2 separate regions of the Homo sapiens genome follow, and region 2 is linked to region 1. Evidence: chromatin loops called from intact Hi-C (ENCODE). Cell type or tissue: heart right ventricle. All regions are shown on one strand. Links, peaks and the distances in the headings refer to the core of each region. The heading gives the core; the rest is flanking DNA.

What was found. A loop is a pair of places that touch in the nucleus more often than their neighbours do. Peaks named below come from ENCODE experiments on the same cell type or tissue, not always from the same donor. Only the 100,000 strongest peaks of a DNase experiment are listed, where the experiment ranks them.
Region 2: it touches region 1 in a loop (2.6-fold over the local background); 90 of 110 quality-filtered maps call a loop at or near these places.

Annotation. Positions count from the first base shown.
Region 1 is chr1:12,312,356-12,317,731 of GRCh38, forward strand. It overlaps VPS13D (vacuolar protein sorting 13 homolog D), which reads left to right. Exons shown (of 70, transcript NM_015378.4): 30 at 1,760-1,972. Among named protein-coding and RNA genes, the nearest start is that of VPS13D, 85 kb to the left of the region's middle. In heart right ventricle, for the core only: a CTCF peak has its summit at 2,174; no DNase peak of the experiment used is centred there; H3K27ac peaks cover 1,294 bases.
Region 2 is chr1:12,657,013-12,662,388 of GRCh38, forward strand. AADACL4 (arylacetamide deacetylase like 4) reads left to right here. Exons shown (of 4, transcript NM_001013630.2): 3 at 4,779-4,842. Among named protein-coding and RNA genes, the nearest start is that of AADACL4, 16 kb to the left of the region's middle. In heart right ventricle, for the core only: a CTCF peak has its summit at 2,157 (motif pointing left); a DNase peak (open chromatin) is centred at 2,159.

The DNA of each region.
Region 1 (5,376 bases), core at 231-5,230:
AGGGTGATGGAGTCAGAAAGTCCTGTCTTGCTGTGTGTCTGAGTAGTTACGGGGTGGGAGATGCAGAACCACTTGATGTGCAGCATTGATGCCTTGCTGGCCAACATTTTCAAAGTTAGGGGCTAGGCGCAGTGGCTCAGGCCTGTAGTCCCAGCACTTTAGGAAGCCAAGGAAGGAGGATTGCTTGAGGCCAGGAATTCCAGACTGGCCTGGGCAACATAGTGAGAGACCCTGTCTCTACAAAAAATTAAAAAACTAGCTGCGCATGGTGGTGCATGCCTGTAGTCCCAGCTACTCAAGGCGTTAAGGTGAGAGAATCACTTGAACCAGGAGATTGAGGCTGCAGTGAGCCATGATCACACCACTGCACTCCAGCCTAGGTGACAGCTGAAACCTGGTCCCTCCCGCCCCAAAAAGTTGCAGGATTTTATATAAAAGGTTTGTATTTAGCTTCTTTTGAAAAACTGGAAGCTTTGGCAATACTAGGTCCATGTTCTCACTTGGAAGCATCTGGAAGCGGAGTAGCAATTGCTCCCTTGAAATGGGGCATATGCTTACCTAGTCCTTCGCTTATTTCTGTCACTTCCTTAGTCAGTGTAAATGTATGAATTCGTGATTACTGGTGTGGAACTTTAAAAAGTGCATTTCACACTTAATAACCTTTTCATGTTGATCTCTTATCAGTCCTGTAAGCTGGGCGTACATCACTCTTTTCCAGATAGAGTTTCTGACTAGCTTAAGGTCGTATGACTGGGAAAGTGGTTTGGCATTTGAAAACAGGACTTCAAGGCCAGTGATTCCCTGCTGAAGCACTCTGTCTTCTAGTTAGTCTTTCTGTTGAAAGTCCGCCACGGTCTGTACCTAACTCAGCTGGTGAGAGCGTTGCATACTGAAACTGTGGTCCCACATTGGTGGTCTTGTGAGCTAGCAATTTTATTCTTTCCTTTTTTTTTTTTTTTTTTTTTTTTTTAAGACAGAATCTCTCTCTGTTGCCCAGGCGGGACTGCAGTGGTGCCATCTCGGCTCACTGCAACCTCCACATCCCTGGCTCAAGTGATCCTCCCACCTCAGCCCCACCGAGTAGCTGGGACTACAGGCATGAGCCACGTCACCCAGCGATTTTCTGTGATGATTGGCTGTGCCCTTAGTTTTTCTCAATATGGAATAATTCTGTATGTATTGTCATAATGGTACCGAGTAATTATGAATTCCTCATTGCAGCTTTCTCGGTTATGAAAAAACGATGGTTCCAAATGCATTTCCTGTTGGTAGATTAGTTGAATTATTCTCCATGTGAAGAGTATTATTTGTTCCCAGTACACTACAGCAGTTTCACATAAACAGTTGGACAGACCCTGGAGAGTGAAACATCCAGGCAAGCTAGAAGCTGACAGATGAAGGCCCAGAGGGACCCTTGACATCCTTTGGGGATATACAGCCTTCTTAGACTTCTGATGGGTCATGGGAATGATAACGGATTCAGAATATGTTAAACATGTGGTATTGTTACTTCTCATGCCGTTCCTATGAACAAGATCATCTCTTTGGAACTGGAAAAGTAAGATCCAAGGCACAGTGACACTAACTCCATTTTGAGGAGTCTATTAACAGAATCAACAAGAAAACTCAGAATGAAAGTTATTCTCCTTATGGGACTTAGATATATTTTTGATTTTGCTCGTTATCTCGAACTTATATACTTTTGTAAAATGGAAGAGTTGTGTTTCACATCTTGCTTGCTTTCTTTTCTCTCTTTTAGATTTGACTTCAAGAAATGCAAACTGCTCTATGAAAGTTTTTCCAACCAAACCAAGTCCATTAACTTGGTTTCCCATTCCATGATGGCTTTTGACACCCGTTATGCTGGGCAGAAGACCAGCCCTGGCATGACGAATGTGTTCAGCTGTATCTTTCAGCCCGCTAAGAACAGCAGCACCACCCAAGGGTCCATTCAGATTGAACTACATTTCAGGTAGCAGGTCCAGACCCTTCTCTGCCTTTCTTTGTGGAGACATTCCCTTTTGGGTCACGTCTTTGTTGGCTTTAGAACATCAAAAAACCAAGGAATCACTAGACAGATAAATAGATAATGGCTTAATCAGTGCAGTGTACTGTATATTAATGCATTATTCCTATAATCTTGCAGTTTCATTTATTGGCCAAAAGATGTCTCTGTTGCCTTTAAAAATAAAGTAGTTAAGAATTGAGCCTTAAAATCAATCTCCTTGTAAGCTGTAGACTGTTTTAATTTGTAAAGTGGCTTGGAGAAGGAAGAAATTATGCTGGTTTAAGGAAAAAAGTAAAAAGACTTTTGGTCTTTACAAATAATGGAAGGGAAGGTGGGTTTGACTTGAATTACCCATTCAAGTCTTACTGACTCATTATCCATGTATACATAGTTTTTACCTTTTTGAATTAGGTTATATTTTTCTTTCTGGTATTATGGGAGGCAGTGTTCTATATAGAAAGAACATATATTTTGGAATCAGACAGATCTGGGCTGAAAACCTTGCTCTCCTATTATCTAGCTATGTGTCCTTAGACAAGTTGTTTAGCCCCTTTGAGCCTCAACTTCCTCTTATATAAAATAGAAAATTACCTATACCCACCTCATGGGGTAGAGGTAATAATTAAAGTAATTCTGGCATATTGCTTGGCACAGTTGGCAGCTGTCATTGTTATGCTGATATAACATGTTGTTTTATGATATACCATTTGCTGATGTTATGGCTGAACATAGACCTTAAAACTGAAAAATTAGGCCTGGTCTAAAGAAGTCTTTCAGTGAAAACCCAAAAAGGAGACCCTCCCTTCTGTTAGTGCTTCATGTCATCAGACATGTTGTAAGTATAAACCACTAAGTAAAAAGATTGTGAAAAACTTTGTGTTTAAGCAAAAAACAGAACAAAAAGTCATCAGGATTATTCTTACATGTTTCTGTATGCCTGACATTTCAATGTGCTGTTCAGAATTCCCCAGGGTTTAGGTTTTGTTTTGTTTTTCGAGAGAGGTCATGATTTCTTCATATGCCTTTAGGAAATCTAGCAGAGTAGACATTTACATTTTTTTATGAACTTTAAAAGTTCAGGAGTAGGAATCCTAATTGCCTCTTATTGGGCCCTGCCATGAGCCAGGCACTTTAGCTACGCTCAGTATAATCCTGACAAGTCTGCAGAGGGGATGACTTCTTCCTCATTTTGCAGTTTCCAAGTTAGAAACTTGGATAAGGGTTAGTTCACTCTTCTAAGGTCACACAGCTCGTAGGTCAAGAAATCAGAGCTCAAACCTGGGTATGTGATGTTAAAGCCCATGATGTTTCCAACAGTCTTTGGACCTATCAGGTGTCTCGTCATTGGGCTGATTGCAGTCATGTGATAAGATGGCCCCATTTTGCAGTTCATTTGGTTGAAGATGTTTCCTTTGAACAAGAGGCTGGCATCTGTTTGTTCCATCTGGAGAAACATTTCTTTTTTTTTTTTGAGACGTAGTCTCACTCTGTCGCCTAGGCTGGAGTGCAGTGGCACGATCTCAGCTCACTGCAACCTCCGCCTCCCGGGTTCAAGTGATTCTCCTGTCTCAGCCTCCTGAGTAGCTGGGACTACAGGCTCCTGCCACCATGGCTGGCTAATTTTTGTATTTTTAGTAGAAACGGGGTTTCACCATATTGGCCAGGCTGGTCTCAAACTCCTGACCTTGTGATCTGCCCGCCTCAGCCTCCCAAAGTGCTGGGATTACAGGTGTGAGCCACCGTGCCCGGCCGAGAAACATTTCTTTTTGAGTTTACTTTATTATTATTGATCTGGCTTCTTAGACTGTCAGGTAGTTGTCTCCTTCTTATCATATTTTTAATATACAGGGAGCCTGGAAATATTTGTGTATTATAGGTGTATAATTGGAGTCAAATAATAAAGCCTTACCTTGGCTCTTGCTAACAGAAATACTATTGTTAGCAAGAGGAGTGAAATGTTCTTTAGATGGGAATTTTTGAACGCCTTTCGTGTCTGAAGAAGAATTACTCTTCTGTTGGGATCTTGTGTGTCAAATATAAATCACTTCACAGTGTTTAAAGGCTTGAAATATTTTCCAGAAAAGGGATCCAACACACTGTGACTTTCCAGTTAAATACAGAACTCTGACAATCTATGTTCAAAATGGGGTGGAAAAATTTTACTGAGGGCAACATTTTTTCTCCATTACACAAGAGTAGAGTGTTTCTGTGAAAAATGCTGTGTCTGTAAGAAGGAGCCATGCATCATGCTGCCCTTTTACTAGAGGCAGTGAGCCAGGTTTAGGGGAAATGAGGAGCAGAGAAACCAGCCTCAGAAATATTTCCAAGTTAGCTTTTCCCACATAGGAATACCTTTTATGTCAGGGAACCAGGTACATGTAGTAGCTACAACCCCAGAGTCGCTTTTGGGCTTACGGAACCAAGTTCAACCCAGAAAACCGCATTCAAGTGCTCCAGCCCCTGTTTCTCTTGTCCTACTCATCTGAGGCCTTATCCATTAGTAGGCTGGGCCTGCTGATGTACTAATAGGGCCTGGATGAAGCCCCTGACTGCATCATGGTTTGAAGTCAGGCCTGAGAGTCCTCGCTGGGTTTTCACGTCAAATGTAGACTTCGGAGCAATGGCAACTTGTCCCCCCACCCCCACCCCAACTCTACCTCTAGGTTACTTAGGGGACATTTATCCCTGGTAAATGTCATCTTACTTGTTCTCCTCGGGCCAAAAGATCTGGGCTGTCAGGTCAGTTTCAATTAGAGAAACAATCTAGTACTAGTGTGTGTAAACTTGGTATTATTTATAAAGAAATGATCCTAGACGTCAAAGAAGGAGTGCCTCATTGATCTTCTTGAAATAGCCCATAGGGAAAGAAAGTGACATTTATCAAATGACTGCTTTGTGCCTGGTGCTTTATTTCTTATCATATTAATATTCTTCATTTTATAAGTAGGGAAACAGGCTGAGAGAAGGTAGGTGGCTTTCGTAAGATAACACAGCTCGTAAATGGCAGTATTTAAGTCTGCGTCTCTGACTTCAAAGCCTGTGCTCTTTATCATACCAGAATTTCTTGACCTTAGCACTATCAACGTTTTGGGTCAGATAATTCCTTATTATGGGGCTGTCCTGTACATCGTGGGTTAGTTAACAGCATCCCTGGCCTCTACCTATACTAGATAGCAATAGCAACCCCCTCTAGTTGCAATTGCAATTGAAATGTGAATAAAAAATGTCTCCAAGGGCCAGGTGCAGTGGCCCACATCTGTAATCCTAGCACTTTGGGAGGCTGAGGCGGGAGGATCACTTGATCCCAGGAGTTTGAAGTTACAGTGAGCTGTGATCGTGCCACTGCATTCCAGTCTGGGCAACAGAGT
Region 2 (5,376 bases), core at 88-5,087, 340 kb after region 1:
CATGCCTATAGTCCCAGCTACTCAGGAGGCTGAAGCAGGAGGATTGTTTGAGCCCGGGAGGCAGAGGTTGCAGTGAGCTGAGATCACACCACTGCACTCCAGTCTGGGTGACAGAGAAAGACTGTCTCAAAAAAAAAAAAAAAAAAAAAAAAATCAAACAAACAAAACCCCAAACTACTCTGTGTAGGTTGAAAATTTCTCATCTCTGCTTGTGACCCATCAGGGTGAATTGGGTTTTCCAGACTGAGGGAAACAGCAGCAGGGAGGCAGGCTGTAGCTAGCTCCAAGAAAGAAGGAAGAAAGTAGTAATTCCAGAGAACAAGAGGACTCAAACTAAGGTTGGAGCGGGACTTACCAATTGCCAGTGGTTCTAAAATGGGAGCGATGATGTTCCTGACTGGCTCGCCACAAAGATGATACTGCTGGTCTGGGGGAGGTCCCCAAATGCCATTGGGACGTTGACCCTCGCCAGTGTTCAGGCTCTTGACACTATCATGAGAATGAATTCAAGGACGAGTCAGAAAATGGTGAAAGTACGGAGATTTATTGCAAAGGGAAAAGCACATAGTCAAGAAAAGAGTGCAGGCAGACTCAAGAGAGACACGTGCGAGGAGGATTGGGGCTGCTACCTTTATAGGTTTCTTTAACCAAGGGGCGGAATATTCATGAAAATTCCTGGAAAATGGCGGAGTTTTCTCAGAACTGTGGTGGGTCCACACCCATTCTGGGACCAAAATGGGTGTCCCAGAACTGCCATGGTACTAGTGGGTGTGTGTTTAGTATGTTGATGACATAGAAGGAGGTCCTAGGAGAGACTCAGGTCAAATCCGGTGCCATGTTGGGTCCAGTCAGTCTTAGCCAGCTTGGCCAACACCCTGGCTTTTCAGGGTTTTATCAGTCTCTAGCTTCTGCAGCCATTTCAAGTTTCCTTTTGCTCATTGTGTGAAACTGCTGCCTGGAATTGTCTTGTCTTGCCTTCTCTTCTCCCCTTCTCTCTCTCTCTCTCTTTCTTTCTCTTTCTTTCCTTCCTTCCTTCCTTCCTTCCTTTCTTTTTCTCTTTCTTTCTTTCTTTCTTTCTCTTTCTTTCTCTCTTTCTTTCCTTCCTTCCTTCCTTCCTTCCTTCCTTCCTTTCTTTCTTTCTTTCTTTCTTTCTTTTTCTCTTTCTCTCTTTCTTTCTCTCTTTCTTTCTTTTCCCCTCCCTCTCCTCCCTTCCTCACTCCCTCCTTCCCCTTCCTTCCTTCCTTCCTTTTTCTTTCTTTCTTTCGAAACAGAGTCTTACTCTGTCACCCAGGCTGGAGCACAGTTGCACAATCTCAGCTCACTGCAACCTCCACCTCCCGGATTCAAGCGAGTATCGTGCCTCAGCCTCCCAAGCAGCTGAGATTACAGGCGCGTGCCACCACACCTGGATAATTTTTGTATTTTTAGTAGAGACGGGGTTTTGCCATGTTGGCCAAGCTGGTGTCGAACTCCTGACCTCAGGTGATCCACCCGCCTTGGCCTCCCAAAGTACTGGGATTACACGGGTGAGCCACCACGCGTGGCCTGGAATTTTCTATTCTCCTGTAACCACCCTGTGTTATTCCTGTCTCAGCCTCCCTGGACATCTTATCTAAGAACTCTCCTTGCTGACTGCTGCCCTGCCCTGCACCCCTGTATCCACCCCCGGCGCTGATGCTGCCCTGCCCTGCCCCCCGTGTACACCCCGTGCACTGATACTGCCCTGCCCTGCACCCGTTTCCACCCCCAGCGCTGATGCTGCCCTGCCCTGCACCCTGGTCTCCACCCCCGGCTTCATCCTTGTTAATTTTCTTCAGGTACTTGACACAGTCGGAGCTCATTTTGTTCTTTCATGGGTTTCCATATTCAGTACTTGACTCCCCCACTAAAAATGAAGAGTGCAAGAAGTTTTGTTTGTTGCTGGATCCTCAGTGCCTGTTGTTTTCATTTTTTGAATTGAATGAATGAATGCACGAATGAATAGATGGATGGATGGGGGAATAAGTGGATGAAAGGATGAGCTTGCGAATGAACAAATGGATATGGATGTATGGACCGACGCATGGACACATACGAGAAAAATTTGCCCATAGGAAAAGGCGGGCTTCTCCCGGTACATAACTTCCCCGAGATTAGGATGTACTGCCACCTGGTGGTGGGAGTGACGAAGGACAGTCTCTAGCTGGATCTGTTGTCATGGGAACAGAACCCAGTTCCTGGCCTCATGGACCTGACAGTCACCTGAGGGAGCTGGACACTGAAGTTATTGCAGATCATGATAACACAGGTGGCATGGAGAATCTCACAGCATCATTCCGATTTAGCTCTTCTCATCAGAGAAGTCAGATTTGACCTCAGGCTCAATGGATGAGGAGGATCTGGCCCTTTGGAAGCCGGAAAAGAGCCTTCTAGGTGAGGGCCGGGGCTAGAGGGAGGCACTTGCTTCAGGCTCCAAATTCAGAGGATGCCAAAACATTCATTAATCAAGATAAGTAATATTTTAATGCAATGTTTAAAAAAACAAATATTAATGCAAAACAATTATGATGAACAAAATGTCAAAATGTATACACAGGCAGGACCCAACAGGGCACAGCAAGTGTGCAAGTGAAAAATAGAAGCCTGTTTATATACATATATATATTTTAAGGACAGGATCTTGCTCTGTCACCCAGGATGGAGTGCAGTGGCGTGATCACAGCTCACTGCAGCTTCCAACTCCTGGGTTCAAGTGATCCTCCTGCTTCAGCCTCCCGAGTAGCTGGGACCACAGGCATGCACCACCACCCCTAGGTAATTATTTATGTATTTGTTTGTTTATTTTGAGACAGGATCTCACTCTGTTGTCCAGGCTGGGGTGTAGTGATGCAATTATGGCTCACTGCAGCCTCAACCTCCTGGGCTCAGGTGATCCTCCTGCCTCAGCCTCCTGAGTAGCTGGGACCACAGGCATGTACCACCATGCCTGGCTAATTTTTCAGTTATTTGTAGAGACGGCATTTCCCTGTGTTGCCAGGCTAGTCTTGAACTACTGGGGTCAAGTGATCCCCCCACCTTGGCCTTCCAAAGTGTTGGGGTTACAGGAGTGAGCCACTGTGCCTGGCCTAATTATTTTTACAGAGACGGGGTCTTGCTATATTGCCTAGCCTGGTCTCAAACTTCTGGGCTCAAGTGATCCTCTTGCCTTGGCTTCCCAAAGTGCTGGGATTACAGGTGTGAGCCACTGCACCCAGCCAAGCCTATTTAAAATTTTGATATTTTGTTCAACATACAATTTTTTGGCATTAATTGTGATTTCTTAATTGCATCCAAATGTTATTTTTCTGTATGGCTGAGTGTTGTGGGGCTCCCTTGATTTTGCACCCAAGGCGATGTCTTGCCTACCTCACCCTAGTCCTGGCCCTATTAAGTCTAAGTGGGAGGGACAGTAAGTGCAAAGCTCTGAAACAGGGACTACCTGACATGCTTGGGAAAGGAGGAATGTCTGGGTTACATCGGGAAGATGACACCCAGGTTGGCCCCGGGTGTCTAGCAGAGGTCTTTACTTTGTCTGGGCCTTAAAATCACCTGCGAATTTTAAAGTCATATTCATACCCAGATCATACCCCAGGCTAAGTGGGCAGGACCCAGGCATCAGCATTTTTTTTTTGAGATGGAGTCTTGCTCTGTCACCCAGGCTGGAGTGCAGTGGCATGATCTCGGCTCACTGCAACCTCCGCCTCCCGGGTTCAAGCAATTCTTCTGCCTCAGCCTCCTGAGTAGCTGGGACTACAGGCATGTGCCACCATGCCCGGCTAATTTTTGTATTTTTAGTAGAGACGGGGTTTCACCATACTGGCCAGGTTGGTCTCAAACTCCTGACCTCGTGATCCACCCACCTCGGCCTCCCAAAGTGCTGGGATTACAGGCATGAACCAGGGCATCAGTATTTTTAAACAGCTCATCAGATGACTGCAATGTGCAGCCAGGGCTGAGACCTACTAGTATGGAAACTTCAACTTAGGGGCTGACTGCTCCGACTCAATTTAGACCCCTCTGTGCCTCTGGCTCCATTCAGAACCATTGTCATCTCCCTCAAAGAGCATTAATGAGGCATGCACCCACTTCAGCAACCTCCTCCAAACCCTGGAATTACCTGGTGTGATTTAGAAAATCCTGATGCCTGAGCTTCCATGCTAGAGATTCTGATTTAATTGGTTTGAGGTTTAGCCTGGGCCTGAGGACTTGTAAAAACTCCCTGGTACCTCTATGTATGGCTGAAGTTGAGAATGACTGCATTAGAAGTGTATTTGGCAGTGATTCTGTGTCTGCCACTGTGCTAGTATGTTCTACGTACTCATATTGACGGACCTGCCTCTGAGAACTTCATATGCACCACTCTACTCATAGAAACATCCCGTCCAACCCTTGTTTATTTCTTGATCAATATAAATTTATAGTTATTATTAACATCCTAGGGCAGGCATGCCTAACTTCCCTTGGTTTTTTTCCATTTCAGATCACTAAGATTTCCAGGTTCCTGGTTTCCTCCACTGTAAAATAAATGTTGCAGAAAGTGAGCCCCAAGGTGAATTTGAGTCCCAAAATTCAGGAGGCTGGGGACAGATGTATGATTTGGCCTGGTTTTTTGGCTCTGTCCAGGCAGAGGAGGCAAGGATAGAAACAGAGAGGATGCCACACCCCACACCAAGACTGTCAGCTGGCTCTTCCTGGGGGCTGTGGTGAGATGGTTTGGGTCCTACTCATGCGCTGCTGCTCTGAGTGTTTTTGTCTTGCAGATTGTTACCATGGCCTGTGCAATTATCTGGCCCGGGAGACTGAATCTGTACTTCTGATGATTGGGTGAGTTTCTGGAGACAGCTGGTAGGTTCCACAGGGGTGAGAGGAGATAGGGTAAGTTCATGGGTGATTTGTAGATCAGAGAGGCCCTAACTCCCAAGAGGCAACTCTTGGACATGCATCCACAGAGACAGGCGCAGCAGTGCTCGAAAGAGCAAAAACCTGAAAGCAACCCACATGTCCATGAACGGGGGCGTGCATGAATAAACCTCAGCACAGCAACTGTTAGATTACATAGCCAAGAAGATATTATGGATTTTTCCACAGCCATTTAAATAAATGAACTAGAAAGGTGTACCATGTTGCAAATGAATCTTAGTAGTATAAAACTAAGTGAAAAATGTTCAAAAAATTACATAAAGCCTGATACTCATTTTGCAAAGGTAAAAACGTTAAAACCAAAAGAATACTTTCGAGGAAAACACATAGACGTAACAAGACAATGTAACATAGAAAGAAAAAAATGATAGATACAGGATTCAGGGTAACCATTCATTAAGTTGGAGGAGAAGCAAAATGGCATGATGGTGGGGTTGG